2 separate regions of the Homo sapiens genome follow, and region 2 is linked to region 1. A link is an interaction called in ENCODE POLR2A ChIA-PET data of the cell type or tissue named here. Cell type or tissue: GM12878. All regions are shown on one strand. Links, peaks and the distances in the headings refer to the core of each region. The heading gives the core; the rest is flanking DNA.

The links. Peaks named below come from ENCODE experiments on the same cell type or tissue, not always from the same donor. Only the 100,000 strongest peaks of a DNase experiment are listed, where the experiment ranks them.
Region 2: POLR2A ChIA-PET joins it to region 1 with 7 read pairs; 1 of 35 experiments calls an interaction of 5 or more read pairs at or near these places.

What each region holds. Positions count from the first base shown.
Region 1 is chr19:19,479,727-19,482,226 of GRCh38, reverse strand. All of the region lies in intron 2 of GATAD2A (GATA zinc finger domain containing 2A), which reads right to left. Among named protein-coding and RNA genes, the nearest start is that of TSSK6, 35 kb to the left of the region's middle. In GM12878, for the core only: no CTCF peak of the experiment used is centred there; a DNase peak (open chromatin) is centred at 1,253; H3K27ac peaks cover 371 bases.
Region 2 is chr19:19,619,705-19,625,663 of GRCh38, reverse strand. It overlaps LPAR2 (lysophosphatidic acid receptor 2), which reads left to right. Exons shown (of 3, transcript NM_001395660.1): 3 at 1,095-2,009. The coding sequence ends at 1,408. Among named protein-coding and RNA genes, the nearest start is that of PBX4, 4.0 kb to the right of the region's middle. RefSeq lists a silencer at 1,670-1,964. In GM12878, for the core only: no CTCF peak of the experiment used is centred there; no DNase peak of the experiment used is centred there.

The DNA of each region.
Region 1 (2,500 bases), core at 1-2,500:
TCACCACGTTGGTCAGGCTGGTCTCAAACTCCTGGGCTCAAGTGATCTGCCCACCTCGGCCTCCCAAAGTGCTGAGATACAGGCATGAGCCACCGCGCTCGGTCATATTTTATTTTTTTTGAGACAGGGTCTCATTCTGTAAACCAGGCTGGAGTGCAATGGTACAATCACAGCTCACTACAGCCTCGACTTCCTGGGCTCAAGCGATCCTCCCACCTCAGCCTCCTGAGTAGCTGGGACTACAGGCACGAGCCACCACACCCAGCGAATTAATTTGTTATTTATTGGTAGATATGGGAACTACTATGTATTGCCCAGGCTTGGTCTTGAACTTCTTGGGATCAGGTGATCCTTCCACCTCAGCCTCCCAAAGTGCTGTAACAGGCGTGAGCCACTGAGCCCCACTATGTCATTTTTGGAATAGTGAACCTTTATTTATGGCTGAAGGATCCTGGACAGCCAGTAGCATCCACAAGCTAAGTCCCTGAGGTGTGAAGGAGGAGGCAGTGTGAGGACACAGATGTGGCCCTCGGACTCTATCAAGAAATGATAACTTACCCAAATCACAAGACAAGTCAGGGGATGGTCAGAAACAAAATATGGCCAGGTGCGATGGTTCATGCCTGCAATCCCAGCGCTTTGGGAGGCTGAGGTGAGAGGATGACCTGAGCTTTGGAGTTCAAGACCAGCCTGGGCAACACAGTGAGACCCTGTCTCTAAAAAAATTAAAAAGCTGGGCATGGTGGCAAGCACCTGTAGTCCCAGCTACTCAAGAGACTGAGGCAGAAGGATCACTTGAGCCCAGGAGCTGGAGGCTACAGTGAGCTATGACTGTACCACTGCATTCCAGTTTGGGAGACAGAGCAAGACCCTGTCTTTTAAAAAAGGAAAGAAACAAACCTCAGAGGTGGTGGACACTCACACTGCAAGTGGGCCAAAGCCTGCTGGAAGGGGTAGGATGGTTGTGGAGCTCAGGAATCCAGGCTCCTGAGGGCCTGGTGTGGGGAGAGTAAAGGACAAAGAGGAGGAGAAACCCTGGCCACTGATCGCAGCACCCCTCCTGATGCTGGTCCCTACACCCATGCTAGGCCCACTTTCCTCCAGGGAGAAAACATGGTGAGAACTCCTCAAGCAGGGTGGAGGAAGGACTCCCTACAGCAAATGAACTGAAGGCATCTCCTGGGAGAGATGCCAGCTTCCTCGCCAATACACAGGGAGAGAGAAGTCACCTGTGTGCATGAAAGCCACAAACATGAAACACACACTGCTTCTGAAACGACCACAAACTTTCTCAATGAATGGAAAGTGCTCGCTGTGCCTGGAAACCTCCTGCCCCTCTTTTAAACATCTGCATCACAAGTGGCTGGATCCCCATCACTTGCACCTGTCCCCCTAGCCAGCTAGGTACACCCACAACCCAATCAGACCTGCTCCAGTTGCTCAGTGCAGAATGGCCACAAGTGACCCACGAGGACCACTGAGGGGGCTGGGTGCACCTCTGCAGGTGTTGGGGCGACTGGCCCATTCACCAAACCTCAATGAGGCCAAGTTTCTTCATCTGCAGAAGGGGACGCCACTCACCTCGGGGGGCAGTCATGAAATGCGATTAAACGTCAACCTCTGAGTAGTGTCTCTGTGGTATCCCATGACAAAGTACGACAGGAAGAAGCCCTCCTGCTGCATACTGCAGTGGAATGGCGCCATGAAGAGAAACGCTCGCGTGAGCATTCATGCAAAGCCTGGTGCTTCATGAAAAACACCCAAGGGTATCTGGTACCAGTGATAAAGTACGAGCTTCCATTAATCAAAAATCAGAATTTTGGAAAACTTATATTTGCTACTTGCTGTGAGCTCAACAACTTCCCAACGGATAGGTGGTGACATTGACAAATCTGATTTTGTGACACTAAATGATGATATGTGTATCTGAAACGTCTCTATAACCCAGTAAACTACTATTTTCCAACATTCAATGGTATTACAAACTCATACGTGAGTAAAATGTCATTCAGGGGAAGAAAAGATAAAACTGTCAGGCAGAAGAATCCCAAATAATTTATGCAGACAATTCACCTTTGAAGAGGTGAGCATGAGTCCCCATTCCTCAAGAGTAGGCTGTGTCGCCAGGCACGGTGGCTCACACCTGGAATCCTAGCACTTTGGGAGCCGAGGCGGGTGGATCACAGGAGGCCAGAAGTTTGAGACCAGCCTAGCCAACTTGGTGAACAACCCCTTCTCTAAAGTGCCTGTAATCCCAGCTACTCACAAGGCTAAGGCAGGAGAATCACTAGAACCTGGGAGGCAGAGGTTGCAGTGAGCCGAGATCATGCCATTGCACTCCAGCCTAGGTAACGCAGTGAGACTCCATCTCAAAAAAAAAAAAAAAAAAAAAAAAGAGTGGGCCACACATAGTAACTTCCTTCCAAAGAGGACAGTATGGAAATGGTGGAGCAGGGGAAGGAGGGAAGGGTAACTTTACAGTAGAAAAACCTGACAAATG
Region 2 (5,959 bases), core at 3,118-5,617, 140 kb before region 1:
CTACAGGTGCGTGCCACTATGCCTGGCTAATTTTTCTATTTTTAGTAGAGACCAGGTTTCACTATGTTGGCCAGGATGGTCTCGATGTCTTGACCTCGTGATCCACCCGCCTTGGCCTCCCAAAGTGCTGGGATTACAAGCATGAGCCACCACGCCCGGCCCATATTTTTAAATTTCAAAATTTATTTTTGTTTTTAAGATACAGGATCTTACTCTTGCCTAGGCTGGATTACAATGGCTCCATCATAGCTCACTGCAGCCTCAACCTTCCGGGCTCAGGTGATCCTCCCGCCTCAGTTTCCTGAGTAGCTGGGACTACAGGCATGTGCCACCATACCTGGCTAATTTTTTATTTTTTGTAGAAACGAGGTCTCACTATATTGCCTAGGCTGGTCTTAAACTCCTGGCCTCAAGTGATTGTCCTGCCTCAGCCTGTCAAATGCTGCAGTGAGGTGTGATCGTGCCGCTTCAGTGAGGTGTGATCGTGCCACTGCACTCCAGCCTAGGTGACAGAAGGAGACCCTGTCTCAAAAAAAAACACACAGGCCAGGCGCAGTGGCTCATGCCTGTAATCCCAACACTTCGGGAGGCTGAGGCGGGCGGATCACGAGGTCAGGAGATCGAGACCATCCTGGCCAACATGGTGAAACCCCATCTCTACTAAAATACAAAAAAAAAAAAATATAGCCGGGCATGGTGGCACACACCTGTAGTCCCAGCTACTTGGGAGGCTGAGGTGGGGGAATTGCTTGAACCTGGGAGGCAGAGGTTGCAGCAAGCCAAGATTGTACCACTGCACTCTAGCCTGGCGACAGAGCGAGACTCCATCTCACACACACACACACACACACACACACACACACACACACACACAAAATGTCCAGTGCCTTGGCCACTGTGTACCAATTAGCATAGATGTCCCATCTTAGCAGGCCTTCCTGTCACACTGCAGAATCAGGGAAACAAGCAGCTCTTGCACTGCAAACTTCACCACTATTGCTCGAGCTCTGGAGACCACTCCAACCCCAAACTGAGAGCTGTAGGTGCCGGGCCTCTGACAGCTTGCCCTGCTCACTTCCGCCTCTGTCCCACAGGGGCGTTCGTGGTCTGCTGGACACCAGGCCAGGTGGTACTGCTCCTGGATGGTTTAGGCTGTGAGTCCTGCAATGTCCTGGCTGTAGAAAAGTACTTCCTACTGTTGGCCGAGGCCAACTCCCTGGTCAATGCTGCTGTGTACTCTTGCCGAGATGCTGAGATGCGCCGCACCTTCCGCCGCCTTCTCTGCTGCGCGTGCCTCCGCCAGTCCACCCGCGAGTCTGTCCACTATACATCCTCTGCCCAGGGAGGTGCCAGCACTCGCATCATGCTTCCCGAGAACGGCCACCCACTGATGGACTCCACCCTTTAGCTACCTTGAACTTCAGCGGTACGCGGCAAGCAACAAATCCACAGCCCCTGATGACTTGTGGGTGCTCCTGGCTCAACCCAACCAACAGGACTGACTGACTGGCAGGACAAGGTCTGGCATGGCACAGCACCACTGCCAGGCCTCCCCAGGCACACCACTCTGCCCAGGGAATGGGGGCTTTGGGTCATCTCCCACTGCCTGGGGGAGTCAGATGGGGTGCAGGAATCTGGCTCTTCAGCCATCTCAGGTTTAGGGGGTTTGTAACAGACATTATTCTGTTTTCACTGCGTATCCTTGGTAAGCCCTGTGGACTGGTTCCTGCTGTGTGATGCTGAGGGTTTTAAGGTGGGGAGAGATAAGGGCTCTCTCGGGCCATGCTACCCGGTATGACTGGGTAATGAGGACAGACTGTGGACACCCCATCTACCTGAGTCTGATTCTTTAGCAGCAGAGACTGAGGGGTGCAGAGTGTGAGCTGGGAAAGGTTTGTGGCTCCTTGCAGCCTCCAGGGACTGGCCTGTCCCCGATAGAATTGAAGCAGTCCACGGGGAGGGGATGATACAAGGAGTAAACCTTTCTTTACACTCTGAGGTCTCCAAAACATTTGTTGTTATCAATTCAGTGTTTCTGTCCCTGTGTCCCGGAATTGTCTACCTTGGCCCAAGTCCAGAAAGGATCTTTCAACATGGTATCTCCTTGGCCCTGTGCTCGCTCTTCTTCAGTCTGGCTGGCTGTTATTCCATCTCTCTCTTTTTTTTTTTTTTTTTTTTTAGACAGAGTCTCACTTTGTAGCCCAGGCTGGAGAGCAGTAGCACAATCTCAGCTCGCTGCAACTTCTACCTCCCAGGTTCCAGATTCTTGTGCCTCAGGAGAAGCTGGGATTACAGGCGCGTGCCACCACGTCCAGCTAATCTCTGTATTTTTATTTTTATTATTTATTTATTTGTTTGTTTATCTTTGAGAGGGAGTCTCGCTCTGTCACCCAGGCTGGAGTGCAGTGGCTTGATCTCAGGTTACTGCAACTTCTGCCTCCTGGGTTCAAGCGATTCTCCTGCCTCAGCTTCCCGAATAGCTGGGTTATAGGCATCTGCCACTACACTCGGCTAATTTTTGTATTATAGTAGAGATGAGGTTTCACCAATGTTGGCCAGGCTCGTCTCAAACTCCTGACCTTGAATGATCCACCCACCTCAGCTTCCCAAAGTACTGGGATTACAGGTGTGAGCTACCGCGTGCCTGACTAATCTTTATATTTTTAGTAGAGATGGGGTCCCACCATGTTAGTCAGGCTGGTCTCGAACTCTTGACCTCAAGCGATCCACCTACCCACCTTGGCCTCCCAAAGTGCTGGGATTATAGGCATGAGCCACCACGCCTGGCCCCTCTCTCTTACTGGGGTCTTGAATCTGTTTCTCTCTGCTTCTGTTCTTTGTTTCCCCCATCTGTTGCTCTGCCTCCATCTCACTGCCTGTCTCCCTGTCTTTCTCTGCAGCTCAGAGTAGTGTCTGGACCCTATGAGCCCCCTCCCTCCCCACTGCCCTTTTGTTTGAGCCCTGATGGTTCAAGGTCACGTGCCCAGCCGTTTCTATCCCATTCCCCACCACCTGTATTCATACTTCCAGCCACAGGTTGTGGGGTTCAGGTAGTGGGATGCAGGATTTGAGCATGACCATTTCTCAAGCTCTTCTGATGTGCCTGGCATACTGGTAAACACTTTAGGTGCTTTTTTTTTTAAATTTTTTATTTTTTTGTGATGGAGTGTCACTCTGTCCTCCAGGCTGGAGTGTAGTGGTGCAATCTCGGCTCGCTGCAACCTCCGCCCCCGGGTTTCAAGCGATTCTCCTGCCTCAGCCTCCCAAGTAGTTGCGATTACAGGCACCTGCCACCGTGCCCGGCTAATTTTTGTATTTTTGTTAGAGATGGGGTTTCACCATCTTGGCCAGGCTTATCTTGAACTCCCGACCTTGTGATCCACCCGCCTCGGCCTCTCAAAGTGCTGGGATTACAGGCATGAGCCACTGTGCTGGGCTTTTTTTTTTTTTTTTTTTTGAGACGGAGTCTTGCTCTGTTTCCCAGGCTGGACTGCAATGACGTGATCTCAGCTCACTGCAACCTCTGCCTCCCAGGTTCAAGTGATTCTCCTGCATCAGCCTCCCGGGTAGCTGGGATTACAGGGATATGCCACCACACCCAGCTAAATTTTTTATTTTTAGTAGAGATGGGGTTTCACCATGTTGGCCAGGCTGGTCTCGAACTCCTGACCTCAGGTGAGCCGCCCGCCTCAGCCTCTCAAAGTGCTGGGACTATAGGCGTGAGCCGCCATGCCTGGCCTTTTTTTTTTTTTTTTTTTTTTGAGACAGAGTCTCACATGATCTCAGCTCACTGCAACCTCCGCCCCCTCCAGGTTCAAGCGATTCTTCTGCCTCAGCCTCCCAAGTAGCTGGGACTACAGGCATGCACCACCATGTCTGGCTAATTTTTTGTATTTTAATAGAGATGGGATTTCACCATATTGGCCAGGCTGGTCTTGAACTCCTGACCTCATGATCCGCCTGCTTTGGCCTCCCAAAGTGCTGGGATCAGTCTTTCTGATTTTTATGTGAGAACACTGATTCAGACAGGTTGTGATCTGGCCCATGGTAAACACAGCTTGGAGATGGCACATACAGGCCCCGAGGGACCAGAGAGGCCCCTAGGAAAGGGACTTCAGATTCCCACGAAGCCCAGGGTTGGTCCCAAGCTCAGCTGGGCTTTCCCTACCTCACCCCACAGCACCCAACCCATGAGTGCCAGATCCATCATGAGCCCCCTCTGAGATGCTCAGGGAGGCCCCCTCCAAGGCACAGTGTGTGCCAGGATGTCATTCTCTGCTCCCACCTCACCAGTGAGGAGGTGGGGTTATGTCCCTACTTTTGAATCCCATGCTGAATAACAGCTAGAATTTGAACCCAGGTCACTCAGAGATGTGAGCCGCCATGCCCAGCCACCTGTGCCAAATTCTTAAACCACTGAAATATGCATTGTCAAAGAACCCAAAACTCCCAGGTCCTTCTATATTAAATGGCCCTGGCCGAGCACTTTGAGTGCCAAGGCTGCCAACTAATTTCTATGCAGTAGAGACCCCTGATGACCTCCAAATGGCAACAGTGGGACGGGTGAGGTGGCTCATACCTGTAATCCCAGCACTTTGGGCGGCCGAGGCAGGCAGATCACCTGAGGTCAGAAGTTTGAAACTAGCCTGGCCAACATGGTGAAACCTCATTTCTACTAAAAATGCAAAAATTAGCCGGGCGTGGTGGTGGGTGCCTGTAAGCTACTCAGGAGGAGGCTAAGGCAGGAGAAGTGCTTGAACCCAGGAGGTGGAGGTTGCAGTGAGCCAAGGTCACGCCACTACACTCCAGCCTGGGCAACAGAGTAAGATTTCTGTCTAAAAAAAAAAAAAAAAAAAAAAGGCAACTCTGTCTCAGGCGCTCTGAGCTGGCTGTTCACATCAGCTCCTCCAGGTTTTAACCTGCACCCCGTGGGTCTCCTTCGAGACCATTTCCTCTTGTCGATCTCCCGTCTCCACCAAGTGGCTTCAAATTTTTGTCTCTGCTGGTCCCTGAAGCTTTCAGTGCCCACCCCTCCAAGTTCTCTGAAGGATACTACTTTGTTGGGGTTGGGGGCAGGTTTTGCTCTCTCACCCAGGCTGGAGTGCAGTGGCACAAACACAGCTCACTGTAGCCTCGACCTCCTGAGCCCAACTTATCCTCCCGCCTCAGCCTCCCAAGTAGCTGGGACCATGACCAGCTAATTTAGCTATTTTTTTAATTTTTATTTTTGTAGAGATGGGGTCTCACTATGTTCCCCAGACTGGTCTTGAACTCCTGGGCTCAAGTAATCTCCCACCTCAGACTCCCAAAGTGTTGGGATCATAGGTGTCAGCCACTGCACCCAGCCTGAAGGCCACTACTGTTCAGGCCTCCTGGGCAGTGCTGTGCTTGTGGGTGACCTTTTGAACAGGCACTGGTCTCCGTGGCTCCCATGCAATCTATTACTTTCTGTCATTGGAGCCAAGTGTCGGTTTCCTTCATCAGAGAGCTTTCCCTATTGTCCAGACACTCGGTCAATGTCTTTCATTTTTCACTCCCTGCCGTCCCCTTTGGAGTCTCCCGACGCTCTCCAATCCAGCCATACCAGATGGTGTTTGAATTTCCTCCCCAGCAGCAATGGAGAGAACGTGGGCCCCACCCTGGAAGGGCTCCCAGCCAGCAGGCTGAGGACCTTTTACTGAGCCCACATCTGGAGACTGTCCTCATAGCAAATAGGCTCCAGGAGGTTCTGTGACTTTGGAGAAGAGATTCATGTCCAGGCCATTACTTTTTTTTTTTTTTTTTTTTTTTGAGACCTGGTCTCCGTCAACCAGGCTGCAGTGCAGTGGTGCAATCATGGCTCACTGCAGCCTCAAATTCCCAGGCCCAAGTGATCCTCCCACTTCAGCCTCTCAAGTCCCAAATAGCTGGGACCACAGGCGTGCACCACCACGGGGTCTCACTATGTTGCCCAAGCTGG